Regions from separate parts of the Mus musculus genome. Here region 2 is linked to region 1. A link is a contact called in ENCODE Hi-C or POLR2A ChIA-PET data. All regions are on one chromosome and are shown on one strand. Each heading gives the region's core, a stretch centred on a gene start or an enhancer-like site at or near the end of the contact. The rest is flanking DNA. Distances are from core to core; before and after follow the strand shown.

What was found. Hi-C counts contacts between places; a loop is a spot of excess contacts on that map. ChIA-PET counts read pairs that join two places held with the same protein, here RNA polymerase II (POLR2A).
Region 2: a map of left cerebral cortex shows a loop between it and region 1 (2.8-fold over the local background). The contact joins two enhancer-like sites. A Hi-C loop is called at or near these places in 1 of 37 maps with a recorded cell type or tissue (left cerebral cortex). POLR2A ChIA-PET finds 5 or more read pairs at or near these places in 1 of 5 experiments (Patski).

What each region holds. Positions count from the first base shown.
Region 1 is chr1:57,424,960-57,432,745 of GRCm38, forward strand. No RefSeq gene overlaps it. Among named protein-coding and RNA genes, the nearest start is that of Gm22371, 6.5 kb to the left of the region's middle. Within about 2 kb of position 4,981, at least 1 of the 3 ENCODE cell types and tissues checked has a DNase peak (open chromatin) inside an H3K27ac peak, as active enhancers do.
Region 2 is chr1:57,875,946-57,883,731 of GRCm38, forward strand. It overlaps Spats2l (spermatogenesis associated, serine-rich 2-like), which reads left to right. Exons shown (of 14, transcript NM_144882.4): 5 at 3,563-3,671; 6 at 6,761-6,810. Among named protein-coding and RNA genes, the nearest start is that of Kctd18, 90 kb to the right of the region's middle. Within about 2 kb of position 2,742, at least 1 of the 3 ENCODE cell types and tissues checked has a DNase peak (open chromatin) inside an H3K27ac peak, as active enhancers do.

The DNA.
Region 1 (7,786 bases), core at 3,731-6,230:
ACACAAAATGGTGGCTTAAGTAACAGATGTCAGTCTCTGGTACGAGGGCAAGCCCAAAGTGGAGATGTGTTGGTCTGGTGTATCAAATCACAAAGTCTGCAGGGACCCTGTATCCCTCTAGTCATGGCGGCCTTTGTTAGGGTCAGAACCCTGTTCTCACTGTACAAAGTCGCAGACAGAACTCCATAGTCGGGGGAAAGAACAGAGGCAAGGAAGGAGAGGGGAAAGGGCATGTGTACAAACTGCTTTATTAGATGTTGTCTTGAGACCACCCCTCAAAACATACTTAATCTTCCTGACTAGGGATTAGCCATACATCAGACAATTCTGTTTGTTATGAGAAATGCAGGTTTTTTTTTTTTTTTAGTACTGTACATTTGGTTACCCCAAATGCACTACCACCACCCAAAAGGAAAGAAAGAAAGAAAGAAAGAAAGAAAGAAAGAAAGAAAGAAAGAAAGAGAGAGAGAGAGAGAGAGAAAGAAAAAGAAATGAGAGATAGGATATCTGACATAGGCAGTTAACACTTGGGCTATTTGAATCATGAGCCAGTGTGGATGGATCCCAACATCTGTCTGGCAGGCTTGCCTCTCGCCTCTCTGGCTTCACTAAGAGCAGCCTACAAAGATCCCCTGATTTCTTCCAGCAAGAGTCTGGAAAGAGTCCTGAATATAGCCAAGTCATTTGTAAAAGTACAACAAAGTAGAGTGCCCAAGGAGAGCCTCTTCTTTCCAGAACTGTTTAAATATTGTCCTCAGTGTCACAGGCAGATCTCTGAGGGTTCTTATTCTGCTGTTTCCACCCGGAGCACCTCCTTGCTGGAGAAGCCTGGGTGGTGTTCATTCCATCTTCAGACAAGGGAACCTCATTCTTTGGTGTATTGGACAATCTGGTATCATTTACTAGCTTAGCAAACTGGGACTCTCACTTTTTTGTGAGCCAACAAGAATGAGCAGCCGACAAGTCAGAAACCTCCATAATTATGAACCAAAGTTTTTCTTTCCTTTTATTTTAGGTATTTGTGACAGGATAGCAGGCTGTCTCTGTACTGCAGCTCAGCCACGGGCACGGCTGTGTTGGTCTCAATCACACCTGGCCTGCCCTTCACTCCAGCTCCCGTCCTGGCCTCGCTGAGTCTCCCATGTACACTGCAGTGTTGCATCCAACTGTGAGAGCTGGGAAGCTTTCACAGGGCAAGACTGCCCTGTTGTGCCTGGCCCTCTTTTGACATCCTTCTTATCCTACAACATCGGGATAGCCCCCTCCCAGACAACGGTAACACTGCGATTTCATCTCAAACCAGATGGAATCAAGTCCAATAACTGACCTTGTCAATCAGTTCATTGCCAAGGAAGAGATTTTTGATTATTGCCTTTTAAAGCAAACAACAGCCAACCAAAATGAAAACAAAAAGTTTAAGCCAGGCGTGGTGGCGCACGCCTTTAATTCCAGCACTCGGGAGGCAGAGGCAGGCGGATTTCTGAGTTCGAGGCCAGCCTGGTCTACAAAGTGAGCTCCAGGACAGCCAGGACTATACAGAGAAACCTTGTCTCGAAAATCCAAAAAAAAAAAAAAGTTTAAAATGATGTCAAGTCTAGGTATTTTAGTTCATTTGGTACTTGGAGGCAGGTTTTGTCTTTGGGACCATGTGAAGCAGAAGCACTGTCTGGTGGAGGCTGTCTCATAAGGCCTTGCTGGAATTGTCTTTGACTTCTCCTCTCCCTCTGTCTGGGCCTCAGTCATAATTAGGTCCCTATTGGGCTCATTGACTGGAACTATGCTGCCTCGTTGTGTCCTTTGTCCAAGCCAGCAAGGGCAGTCACTTTGTGAACTCCACCACTTCTGAGAAGACCTTCCTGGACACCTAAGTAAAAGCAATACCAGCCCCTCTCTCAACCCTAATATGTACAAGAATGTCCACCTGTCAGTCCTTGTTATCTCTCAATCCTTGTCTGCCCTGTACGCATTAGAGTTTCTCTCTAGCACCCCACTGTATACATTCTGCTTGACTGAGCTCCATTCAGGACAGGGTTAGCTAAATGTTAGACTACTGACATTTGAGAATACATAATTCTTTTTATTTTAAGATTTATTTATTTATTTATTTATTTATTTACTTACTTACTTATTATGTATAAAACATCTGCCTGCATGTATTCCTGCAGGCCAGAAGAGGACATTAGGTTTCATTACAGATGGCTGTGAGCCACCATGTGTTTGCTGAGAATTGAACCCAGGACCTCTGGAAAAGCAGCCATTAACCTCTGAGCCATCTCTCCAGCCCCCAATACATAATTCTTTTCTGATGGTTTCTGGAAGAGCTGTCCTGTGCAGTGTAGAATATTTAATAGTTTTCTAGCCTTTGACCATTAGACACCTCTATAGAGACAACCAAAACGTCCAGACAGTGCTAAATGTTAAGTACTCATCTGAACACTTAGCTGCTGTTGTAACTGTTAATGTGAGAAACACTTAATTTATCAAAGCTTGTCAGCCCCAACAAAAGCCCCCATTTCCTCAACCCCATCTCCTTCCTCCTTACAGCAACTGACCAATCGTTCCTGACTGTCACGTGAAAGGAAAAGTATCTGCCCAGAACATCCAAGATCAAGTTCTCAGAACAAAGGAGGGACAGAGGGCAGGGGTAAGGGACAAAGACAGGAGGTAGAGGAAGAAGAGGAAGGGGACAAGGGAGAAAGGAGAAAGGAACACGAGGGGAGGGGCATTTGTCCAAGGGGAACAAAAGTCCGCCTCTAGCTAAAGAGGGGACAAATGGCAGATTACAAAGGTAAAGAGGGAACCCCAAGTTAGGAGGATGTGGTTAATTTTAATTGGACATGTTAATTAGGTGAGCCAAAGAGGGCTCTGATTGCTGAACTATAATACTTTGATAGCTGGACCTTGGTAGTCAGCCTCAGAAGTAAGTGGCCAAAAGAACGAACCTTGATGGCTAGCTTTAGGAATGTAATTTATTTTTATTTTATTTTATTTTATTTTTTTAGCAAGGCAGAGGGAATGGGGGAGAAGGGTAAGACCTGCCAGAGCCATGCCCTACATTCTAGAGCTGGCTAGAGTCCCTTCAGTGAAGCCCAGGGCCCACCAATGTGACGAGACACAGTCACCACCTATGTCAGGGATAAAAGACAGAAGCCAGAATATTCTGGCTGAATGTGTTGGTTAGCTGTGTTGGAATTCTGGCACACCATTTAAAAGAAAGAAAGAAGAAAAAAGAAATTACTTTGCTGAATTACTCTTCGTGTGTTCCTTTGTGTGACATAGAGGTTATACTTTTCCCAACACTATGAAGCAAAATTGTCTTATACTAATAGTAGTTGTCATTTATCTATTGCCTACAGTGCCCTAGGGACTCACACTCAATATTTCCAACAAGACTTCCACCTTAAAGAGGGGTTATCATTATCTTCATTTTACAGACAGGGGAATGGGGGCATGGAATGATTTACAAACTTGTCTGGGTTTGTGCCATTGGTAAAATCTAGGCTGCAGAACACTGGGCAAACAGGAGTAGGCACTGCTGTGAGAATCTTTGCCTACCTACCCACTAGAGCAGAGACTGGGAAGCAAGCGAGCTCCCAAGCGGTGCATGCGTTCCGAGTGATGGTGCCAACTTTCCTTTCTAAGCCTTAGTGACTGTTTTCAGTCCTCATCATAACAGTAACAGGATTCTCTTAGAAATTAAATGCAGCCGCATACGTGAAAGTACTTAGCTGGTTTCTGGCACACGGGTCGCTCTGAATTCCTTTTCCTTCCTCTCCATATAGCCCCATGCCCTTAGCACTGAAAGTAGATCCTGAACACCTTGGTCAGACAAGCCCACTGGGAAATCTAACCTTTAAGCGATCTGTACTTTCACAGATCAGAATTGAGCAGAGCAATCTCCCTAGAAACAGCCTGCCATGCTGGCGTCTTGTCCCACATTGCTAATGACCAACAGTACCAGCCATCAGCACTTGCCAGCTAAGCCAAAGGGGGCTTTTAAATCTGCACTGATTGGATGCCATGGGGCTGGGTTGACAAGTAGCCTCCTGCTCCATTTCTAGATGCGAGTCAGTGAATTAATAGCTTGCCCCATTGTTTTCTAACACAGCCAATTAAGTGAACAGTCTGAATGTTTTGGCCAGCAGGCGGCAGCCTTTGCTAACATAATGGTCGGTACTCCTCTGTCTGGCAGAACCCCACCAAAAACTGGGTGCCTGTGAGGTTTACATGGTGTAGCCTTTAAATTGGGACGGGGCACAAATCTTGGCAGATAGAATTCCGAGAACTGGAATGGGGGCAAACCCCGTGTTGGTTTTTATCCATCTCCAGCTGAAATGGAGAGTTTTGATTCAATTGTGAACGCAAGTCAAAGATAATTTGCAGCTCCCACTCGGGACAGCTAGAAACACTGCTCACACTCTTCATTGCTTTAAAACTGCAGTAACTGTGGAACCTGCTGCTAGCTCTTGTTATTTAGCACATTAATATAGAAGTACACATAGAACCATATCACATATCTGTTGGTTTTGTTTTGACATTTTAATACCTACCTTTTGATACCACTGGCTTGCTTTGAGTTGTTATAGACGGTTTTATTTAGTTTTAAGTGTATTTACTTTAAAGCATTTTTTTTAATGATGAGAAATCTACAGACTTCACCACTCTGTCAATAGGTCCATAATTTAAAACCAGTACCAAGAGCATCCAGTGACAAGGCTACCAGAACAGTCTCTAGAAAAAAGAGGATCAAAAGATTTTTTTTTTCTTTTTTGTACTCAGTAGCTGTGACTTTACTCTTATCCTTCCATCTTTTCCAAAGATGTGTGCCATATCTGTATGAAACTGTTTGCAGCGACGCCTGGCAGAGTACACTTTAACCTCAGGGTGAGATTTTGGCGTATTCAGATCACATTACTAACAAAAGCTTCAGTGTCTAGGATGCCTGCCATCCCTGCCTAGGGAAGGAAGAGGCACCCGCTCTTCCAGCTGCTTTCACATCTTTGTTCCGCTTGATTTATTGCCAGGGCTCAGGGATCCCCGTCGACAATTACTTCCTTTTCGGCAAGAAGCCCTGCGTTCCCTCGAAGCGTCACTTCTAGAATCTAGTCTCCTCTTCTTCCTCCCTTAAGAAATATTCTGAAATATGTTTAATAGGAGGGGGAAAAGTGTTCTTAAACACCCCCCTCCCATCTTCTTGTTTCCTTTCTCCCAAGTAAGGGAAGCCACACTAATTGGGCAGACCCAGCCTGGGGCTAGGTACATTGTCCATTTTCCTGATACTTTATCCCTGAGTGTTGTCATGGAGACTACAGGAACCAAACAAGTCCACTGGAGGAATGTTACCTAACACTTTCTCATTCTTGGTCGCTGAACCATCTTCCCAGCTGGATCTTCCAACTGCCTCTATCCCCACTGCTCCCCAGCCTTGCTTTTTCCACCCCTAAGTAAACCTGTTTTTTTCTGCTGTGCTAAAGTACCATAGTCCAGGCAACTTAAGGGAAAGAACTTGTTTTGGCTTACAGTTCCAGAGAGATAAGAGTTCCTGTTGAGTCGGGCGTCATGACGCACACCTTTAATCCCAGCACTTGGGAGGTAGAGGCAGGCAGATTTCTGAGTTCGAGGCCAGCCTGGTCTACGTCTACAAAGTGAGTTCCAGGATAGCCAGGGCTACACAGAGAAACCCTGTCTCGAAAAAACCAAAAAAAAAGTAGAGCCATGGTAACAAGCAGCAGGCACAGCCAGAGTTTGAAGACCAAACTGCAGCCATAAGCACAAAGGGAGAGAAACCAGAAACTGCAGGAGGCTCTTACTTTCAAAGTCCACCCCCAGTGACATACTTCCTGAAGCAAAACCACACCTCTCCAAACACTTTCACCAACCGGGGACTGAGTATTCATACCTGCAATTATTACAGAGGACATTTTCATTTGAACCACTGCTACATCCCGTACTCCCTAAAAAGACACCAACAGCATCTGCAGTGGCAAAAATAACAAAAACAGGAAGATGCTCTCTTATTTCTTGAAGGCTGACGCTGTCCCCGTCATGTGTCCTTTCGACCAGCCATTGAGTATCGGTAGTGCTCACCAAATCTGTATCCATAGGGAAACTGAGACTCCGATCTTTTCCAGAACTTTACACATGTATCCAGGAGAACATTCTGGATTAGGGTGAGTCCTGATTCCATTGTCTGGTTCTTTTGAGATGAGAAGAGGACGTGGAGAGAGGATGAAAATGGGCGCAGTCAGTGGCCATCACAGTTGTGAGCTGAGGAGGTCTGGGACCATCAGAAGCTGGAAGCTGGAAGTGAAGTTTCAGGGGGAACATAGATTGATCATATATTGATTTTTGGAACCATAGATTCCGGAAAGATGAAGGAAAATGATCTAGCTGTTTTGAGACACTAATTTATAGTTCTTTGTTACAACACACTGGGGAAACTAACAGGAAAGCAAACACAAAGTGTTCATTTCACGATGAAGCCAGTGAGGTGGCTCTCACTGCTCTCGCTTGTCAAATGCAGAAACCTGAGCAGAGAGGCAGAGGACTTGCAGAGATTGGCACAGCCTGTGGAGTGTTGGCATTTGAACCTCTGATCTTAGTAACCCTAATGCTTTCCTTTCACTGCCCCTGGGTGTTGGATCTAGTTATCTGTTGACTATGCCTACTGGTTAAAATGATTTACGATCCCATGATAGCTGTGTTGCCAAGGGGAATAAGGACTTTCCAGTGGATCTTCTGTTTCCCCAATGGAGGGAAGATTGAAAGGGAGCTAGCTTCCCCAGCTCCTGGTCTCCACAGGGCTCTGTACCCCAGCGCTTTTCTGGAATGCCTTGGCTTCTTCTCCTCTCTGTCATTCCTATCCAGGCTGTGGAGAGCCTCCTCTGAGGCAAACATCTCCTCTTCAGAGCAAGCCTCCTGTTTCCTAGCAGATCATATCATGAGCATTTTCGTAAGCCAGAGTGGTTCCACAACGTGGCGATACAGTTATCTGCTTGGGAAGAGCAGCAAGTGCTGCTGTGTCCAGGTGCATAATTCTTTTTATTCATAGGGACATTTTTAATAAAATGAACCATTCTCCTGATATAAAATTATTCCATCCCCTGTGGCTCAGGTCAGTCCTTCTCATACCACATGCCCTGTCCCCTGGTGTTTGGGTTCCAGAGATGGCCCACTACAGTGAACTTCAAACCATGTCTGCAAGCTGTCCGGCTGACCTGTGTCAGGGATTCAATGATGTCAGCTCACACAACTCAAGGGCTTGAAGCCTATCAATGTCCCAAATCCCCAGCTTGTCAAAAGTCACCTGGTTTGAACTGACAGCAGGGTTTTCATTTGGGGGGAGAAAAAACACCAAAGGATTTTTACAAGATTTGCTGTAGAAGTGCCAATCCTGTCACTTTAGGTGAAGCTCATACCAGTTCAGGTGGCTGCTCTAGTCTCACCAGGTGGGTGGCCTCAGGCACATACCTGAGCTTCTACTAGGACAATATTGGCTCATCTCAAAGGCTTCTAGACTGAACATTTCAAACAAGAAATATAATAAAAAGAAAGAAAGAAAGCAGACTAAAAAAAAATGTTATCTTCTTCCAAATGCAGTAAGAGGGTTATGTTATAATAGAATGTGGATATGGTCAGAGAGCTGCCTGCCACAAACAAGAAGCAGCAGATTTTTCTAAATAAGAAAATCTGAAATAAAGAGCCCGTTGACTCCCTTCTCTCCAGTGCCTGTCTCATGTTTAAAAAGAATATAAAGGCAAAGACTAAAAGCCTACTCTGAGTTGGC
Region 2 (7,786 bases), core at 1,492-3,991, 450 kb after region 1:
CTCAGGCTCTTAGAGTCTGTGAATTGTAAATAGCAACTGACTGGTTCCTGCGTGTTTATTTGCGCACAGGAGCACATGTGATCTCTGCATCCTCCATGAAGTCCTTTCTATAAGAAATGATGCAGTGGATTTATGAATTGTGCCGCTCTCTTGGCATTGCCAGAGACCAGTGACCAGAGCAAATAGAAGTTAACCTAGACTTCAGCATCACTGAGGAATAATTAAGAACAAACAGGATACCCCCACCTTATTTACTCATTTCTGTAAAGCTTGAAATTCCTCTTCTAATTAAGGACCAATCCTTCTAGTTGGTACTACTTCTTATAGACTTGATATTGGAACTCAATTAGTGATGATATTCTAGAGAGACATTTGGAACTAAGATACATAAAATAAGGAAGGGTTGGAGAGATAGTTCTGTTGGAAAAATGCTTGCATGAGGACCTTAATTTGATGTCCAGCACCCACATTAAAGTTAGTCACTGTGATGCACATCTGTAATCCCAGGACTGAGAAGGTAGATTCCTGAAGCTCACTAGGTTTTAGCTCCAGGTTCTGTTAGAGTTGATCTCAAAATATAAGGTAGAGAGCCCTTGTAAAAGACACCAGATGTGGACCCTCGACCTTCACATGCACACATGTACACTCACCTCCTTATGGGCATGCACTCACACACACAAACACGCACACGCATGCATATACACACACACCAGTGACAACATAGTTCTGTCTGTCTGCACATAGCTGGCCATGCTCATGTGGTCTTTGTTTCTGATTTTACAAAGATGGGAAGAGTGATGCAGGCGTCTGAAGAGAAAGTGTCTATCGAGCAATGACTTACACTGTTTTTGCCTTAACATAATAAAACATGTTTTGCAGAGGAGAGTCTAGGAACAAGGGAGCAATTATTTTTATGTTGATTTTATGATTCCAGTCTTTGCTAGTCACACAGCTGTGTGTAGGTGGCTTGAAAACTTTGGTCTAACGTTACAATAATGTACTTAAGGTAATTAATAACTAAGCATTTTATTATTCAAAAAGGCATGCTTGATGTGGCGATAATGATGGTCATTATTATGAAATTTTACATATGAACAAACTGTAGTGGCTTGAACTGCTAAAACTGTATTTATTTAAAAGGCATTAGGAGTATAATATAGGTAACTCCAATGCACTACTAGATACAAGGCAAACATTATGTATTACTACTGTTAATGACTTTCCTGGGCTGGCTTTGGTTTTTGTTTCTTTGCATTTTGGTTTAAATATAAAGGTTTATACATGCCAGGCAAGTGCTCTACCAACTGAGCTCCATTCTTGACCCCATCTTAGCTTCTTCCAAAAAACCTGTTAATGTTCAATGAGAAAGAATACCAATCTTTGAAACATGCGTGATAAATAGATGAGATAAGAGGACTCAGCAAACAACTGAGAGATGCTCACAAGGCCAGCATGATGTCATAGCCTTGTAGACCCTGCCTAGTCTGGTCTTGTTATGTCTGACCTCCACTGTGCTCCAACAGCCTCATCCTCTGTCCCCCATCCACACGGTGGAGTCCTGTTCTTCTTGCCCAGAATGCTTGCTCCATCCCTAGCCCTACCCCTAGCCCTACCACTACCCCAACCCTACCCCAACCCTACCCTTTCCCATCCCCTTCCCCCTTCCACCCCACTCTTCTCACTCATCCTCCACATCTGAGTGTATCTATTGAGTCAGATGTCCCTGCTAATGATTTCACAGCATGTCTATGCACCTTGTAAGACTAGTCTACTCTGTGGTCATCTGAGCACGGTCTACATCCCTCATGACCTTTATGTTTCAGGAAATTTGATGCCTTGCCACACAATAACTTAAGGGTTCTCAACCTGCCTAATGCTGCAGCTCTTTAATACAGTTCCCTGTTGTGCCCCCAACCATAAAATTATCTCCTTGCTACTTCATAACTGTAATTTTGCTACTGTTATGAATCATAATGTAAATATCTGACATGGGGGATATCTGATATGCAGCCCCCAAAGGGGTTGTAACCCATAGGTTGAGGACCACTACAATGAGTATTTAAGAGGAGTATTTACAATGTCAGCTTAGTAGCACATGTCTGCCACTGGGGAGACAGAGACAGGAGAGTTTGAGGCCATATAATGCGACCCTATGTAAAAGAAATAAATAGTATTCACTGCGCTGGAGTTTTAAAGAAGGGCAGCAAAGCAATGAGGACTTAGATTTTTTTTAAAGAGTCAGTTTTTCCAATGAAGTCTAGAGAAACTAAGAACCATAAAATGTGAGAATAGTAAAAAACCCAAAGGAGTATTGACTGACATATACAAGCACATATTCTATTAGAATCTCCAAATATTTAGCATTTTTAAATGTCAGGATTTGAAACCAATCTTCTGGTCAATAATGCCAACATCTCTACAAGTCCTATGCCCACAGCCTATGCAATGTTCTCATTATAACCTAAATACTGCTATATACGGATCTGTGCGGAACAGGCAGCCTATTTTCTTGCATCATCAAAAATTACTCTGTACTGCTCAGTTAAATGTCTGGTCAATAGTGTCATATTACACATGCCATGCTTCTATAATCCATACCCCATGAATCCAATTATGACAAATTTCATTTAACTCTAAAACCCACTGGTCCTGACTTAAGTCTGAGTGGCTCGTGTATAGATTATACTGTTCTCTAATGAGCACTTCCCGCCGTCTCTGCACTGTGCTTGCATTTGTTAGTACAGAAATCCTTCTCATAAGATAGGGGTAAGATAGGTTATGCTGAAATGCATAGTACAGTCTTTAATAATCACAAGTTCGTTGAGATAAAGGTCAATTAATTCTAGCAGGCAACCAGAAAGAATCTATGCTACGTTTAATGGAAGAGGTCCTCTATGTCATGGAGAAGTGAACACTTGCTTGCAAGCATCAGAATTCTTGGCTCATACATGTATATACCTTTACTCTGTTTAATGGTTATTTTGCAGAAGGCTGTTTGAGATCAGTTTCTGTAACATAGCTGGGGTCCCCATCTCACAAACGCAGAGTTCCATAGTCTCCTGTCTTTATAAACAGGGATGGAGTTTCACAGCACACGTTGGTACCCCTCATAGATCTGCCTCCGCTGCGCCCAGAGAGAACTGAGGCATGGAGCTATTTCTGTATGTTTTCTAAAGATACCCCTGAGCGAGTGGAAAGGAAGCCTGAGACAGAAAAAGATTCTGTGTCCTCACGGAGAACACATCTTGTATGTATCTCAGCCTCCAGGAGGGTTGGTTGCCAAATCTGAGCTGGCTTTGCACAGTTGTTCTTGCAACCTCACAAGGGGACCTCTGTAGAGGTGTATACACAAATAAAGCAGGCATCCAGGAGATTACCAGCACAAATGCTCACTTCTCTGAAAGGCCTGGAGTATGTTTCTTGGCAAGAAGATAGATGGGTTAGCTTTCCCGGGCCTTCCTAAGTTATAATTCTGCTCTATCGGGGCATTGTGGGGGAGGATCTGTAGGTGAACAGTACTCGAGGTGTTTACCTTTCTGTTTTTCTCTTCCTTTTCTTCCAGATCTACGCAGTTAGATCAGTTGTTCCGAACAAAAGCAATAATGAAATCGTGCTGGTACTCCAACAGTTTGATTTTAATGTGGATAAAGCCGTACAGGCCTTTGTGGATGGTAGGTATACGTGCCCGCCCGAAGTGAAATGTTGGAGCTTATTAAATCCAATAGCATGTATTGTTTCCCTTAAATGAACTGAACATTAAATAGTTTCTAATACTTCTCATAAAAGATAAAAAACCATGGCACACCTTTACTCACCACCCCCTGGAGGCAGAGGCAGACCGAATTCTGTGAGTTCAAGGACAGCCTGGTTTACGTGGTAAGTTCCAGACAAATGCATAGTGAGACCCTGTGTGCTAGGCCAGCTAGGGCTACATAGTAAAAACTTATCTCAAGGAAGAAAACAAATAAAGAAACCAAAACTCACAACGGACTTCAAAAGAACATGGACACATTGTAAGGGCAGAATAAAGAAAGGTCTGCTCCACTAGTTTAAAAGAAGAGACTGTGAGGACTTTCTAGAGGACACTGATTATAAAGCTACTGGATCTTTGCCAATTATCTCAGTTTGTTAAGCATATCCTTTATTCGATGGTGTCCTTGTGAGTAGAGGACAGTGTACCTCATTGCTGACCGGAAGGCCTTACCTCTTCAAGTCGGCTGAGTGTCACGGCTGTGGTCCTGAAATTCCATGCTTAGACAGCCTAAGTGAGCTGAATTCCTGGCAGCTTTATCACTCAGTTCATCATACAACCAGTTCATCTGCCTCCTCATTGATAGAATCTCAGATCTGAACAAGTGTTGATCCTACACTTATTTTCAAGTTTGGATAACTCTTCTGTAAACTGGGGAGAAATTTTCCTTAATATTTTGTCGTGAATGAAGACTTTTTTGCCACAGTTATTATATGCCCTGTCTCCTGGCATTTTTTTTTCTATTCTGTAAATAATGGACTAGCTATGCACAGCCTGATAGGGTCTGGAGAAGACCTGCCTGCCAGCAGATGTCTCAGCTCTTCCTTCTTCACACTGGGTCGGAGACAGCGTGATTTCCTTGATTTGTGGGGAGTGCACTAACCCTCTTGAGTTTCCCAAGTGTAATTAAGCAGTTCAGGGCAAGATCCAGAGCCCAAGCATTGTGCTCGAATTCTGTGCTGGCCATGGAAGCCCAGGGTCCTGACTAAATTAACAGACGATGATCATGCATACAGATGTGTAAGCAAATCTCCTACATGAAACTTTCTCACTGTTTGCCCTGCTTCACTGTCTATGTATACTATGAAGACTGTATTGATGTATATATAATCTTTAGTCCTTAGAACTAAATGGTAGCTGCGATTGGCCCTGCACACAGCCTTTTTAAATGTCATGAGTGTGCACATCTGAACTCTGAGACAGTCTCCAGTCTGGTTTCCCTTGCCCCATCGTTGGCATGAACAGAGGTTCAGAGTCAGTTAGAGGCTGTTTTCTCCACCCCTTCCCACCACCACCTCCCATTAGGAAGGGTTTCTTTTGTAGTGTGACCCAGAGTAAATGCACGGAGGCAACAGGGATGGACTGTCGTCACAGCTGTTGGAGTTGGGTGGATGGCCTTGCTCCTGGGGGTTTCATCTTGTCAGTGCCAGGGTCTCATTAGCGCTCACTAACTGCAGAGGATCCTCATCGGTTGAGTTGCAAACCAACGGGGGACAAGTTGCTTAAAACCCAGTAAGAGTCAAAAAAGATTTGTTGGGAGTGTTTTATGGGCCATATTGAAGCCACTAATTCAAATGGCTTACTGAAAACACCTCTAGGCACGTCTGGCACCATTAAAATTTAATAACAGTGCTTTCAGAATCCTTTGTAAATAAGAGTATTTCTTCACAATTACTCTCTGTAAGCTCTTGTCCAAATCACAAGTAAAGTCGTCAATGTCAAAATATGAAACTCCAACTAATGGATGTTGTAGCTCACCATGGGATAAGAAGACGGCTTTTAACAGTTTTTTGAAGTTTAGCTTTATGTAGAAAGTGGCAGCTTAGCTACCAGAGTCACCAAGGAGAAGTGACAAACCCCAGGAAACATTACTTCTTGGGGCAAACATTACCTCCTGGGGCAAATTACAGAAATGCCAACCTAGTTACTAAAAAGTATAAATTCTATTTTACTTTTGGATGCAGCCTTGCCATTTCAGGTGCATGCAACTCAAGACAAGGAGGGCACTGAAACTCTGGATAGATAGGAGTGATGGGCCTGTTGAACACAGTAGCATCCTGCTTGTCTGTGAGTGACATCAACCACAGGAGCTACTAATTTGAAAGTCTGAAGTTAATCACTGGTTAGCCAGTACCTTGTAGACAGTTATTATTATAATATTTACTATATTAATGTAAGGTGATCTGAGAATGCTTAAAATTGTTAGACTATATAGGACCCTCTCCCTTAGGAAGTTCCTACTTATATAGAATCAGCTGATTCTTCATTATCAGTAACTAGTTGAGATTATACCCAGCAAATTAATATAAATAGATTTTTGCTAAAGGTCATGGAGCCTGGCTGTAGTTGAAAGTGATAAACTTTTTCTTAGCTTCATCAGGTCAAGGTTATGTATATGAGTGGGCAGGCAGCACCTGGGACCCAGTTAGTCTTTGAATGAAGTTTGTTGGTTTGAAATGGAAACCTTATACAGAGCACAGCCTTACCTCTCCATGGTGGATGGAGAAAATGGATTCTCTCCTCCTCAGCCCCCTGCAAGTCTTGAACTAATAAGTAAGAGACAAAATGGAGCAAGGATGGCCACACAGAAAGGTCTGCCTGCCGTGGTTAGTAACACACAAAAAAAAACCTGTGTTTGGTTCAGAATTTTGTAGTACTTTATTCATATATCAAACAGAACGATTTTAATTCTACCTATGGCAATGAAGCTATCAGAAAACTCTCAAGACATGACCTCATATTCTCTAAGACAATAGGATAAAAAAAAGTATGCTTCACAAAGCAGGGTTTAATATTTTTATAAAACCAAGATTGTGCAGTGAATTAAATGAAGATCTTGGAAATAAGAAACAGAACTGGCATTTTTATTAAGATAGGCTGTATCAAAATAAATGAAGAAATCTGCCCTGCCCGCCCCCACCCTCCCCCAGCCTTGCTATCAAGCACGGATGAGTTTTCCGTTCAATTTATTGTGTGGATATTTGTTGAAGATTCTTTCTCTTTATCTAGGCAGTGCTATTCAAGTTCTTAAAGAATGGAACATGACGGGAAAGAAGAAGGTAAGATTAAGGGTGACACTGAATTAGTAACATCTTCAGTCAAACCTTCAGGGTTGTTATCCTTTCAACAAAGCTGCCAATTTTGTGCTTCATTCAAACTTGTTAATATGCACACCCAGAAAGCTTCCGAATCTAGGCTTTGCTCCAGTTACCAGCTACTTTCACTCCTGAGGCCCTTATTTTCTGTTCAGTGCGTGCGTGCGTGCGTGCGTGCGTGCGTGTATCAACCAGGTACACTCAAGGAGCACCAGAGTTGTGCTTCTTTGTAAGCATTAAGAGGAGCCTGGTGGCACAATCCAAAGCATTGAAGATGCTAATATGCCCAAACATATCCCAAAGCACAAAGGCAGAAATTAAGGAGTGCTTTAAAGACACTTAAAAAACCCAAAATATATTTTCCCGTTTTTTTTCTTTCCCCAAATGAACCTATCCAATGCTGCTTTAAGATACCTTTTGCCCTGGAATCTGAAATCAGTCTTCAATAAAAAAGTGCCATAATGCCATAGAGAGCAGGGGTCCTCCTGGAACACTCTAGAGCGGTTCCTTAGGGGCAATGGAAAGACTTTCCTCTGCCCGTGTAGTCACAGGAAGTGGGGCTCCTGGGCACAGCCACTGTGTGTCTGCAGCCACCAGCATCCCTTTCCACACTGACACCACAGGGCCTGCTGTTTTGCTTCTCACGGGATATAAGATGCCAGCCTACCCTGCCTGTGAAGGGAAGATCACAGGCCTAGGGGACAGGTTCTGAACCAACACAAAGCAGCAGCGTTGCTTTCACGCAGCGCCAGGATTGCAGGCATGGTTGGCGTCATCCTTTCCTCCTTCCGGTTTCATGTAGAAGAGGAGGAGTTAGGAGGCTTTGCCCAGTTTGTTTGCCACCATTCTTGACAATCTCTGCTTCTCTTTAATCATAGCTTCCCAGTGAGATAAAGATGATTTGCAAGTGATTGAAAGGCAGTATTTATCTTTACATGGA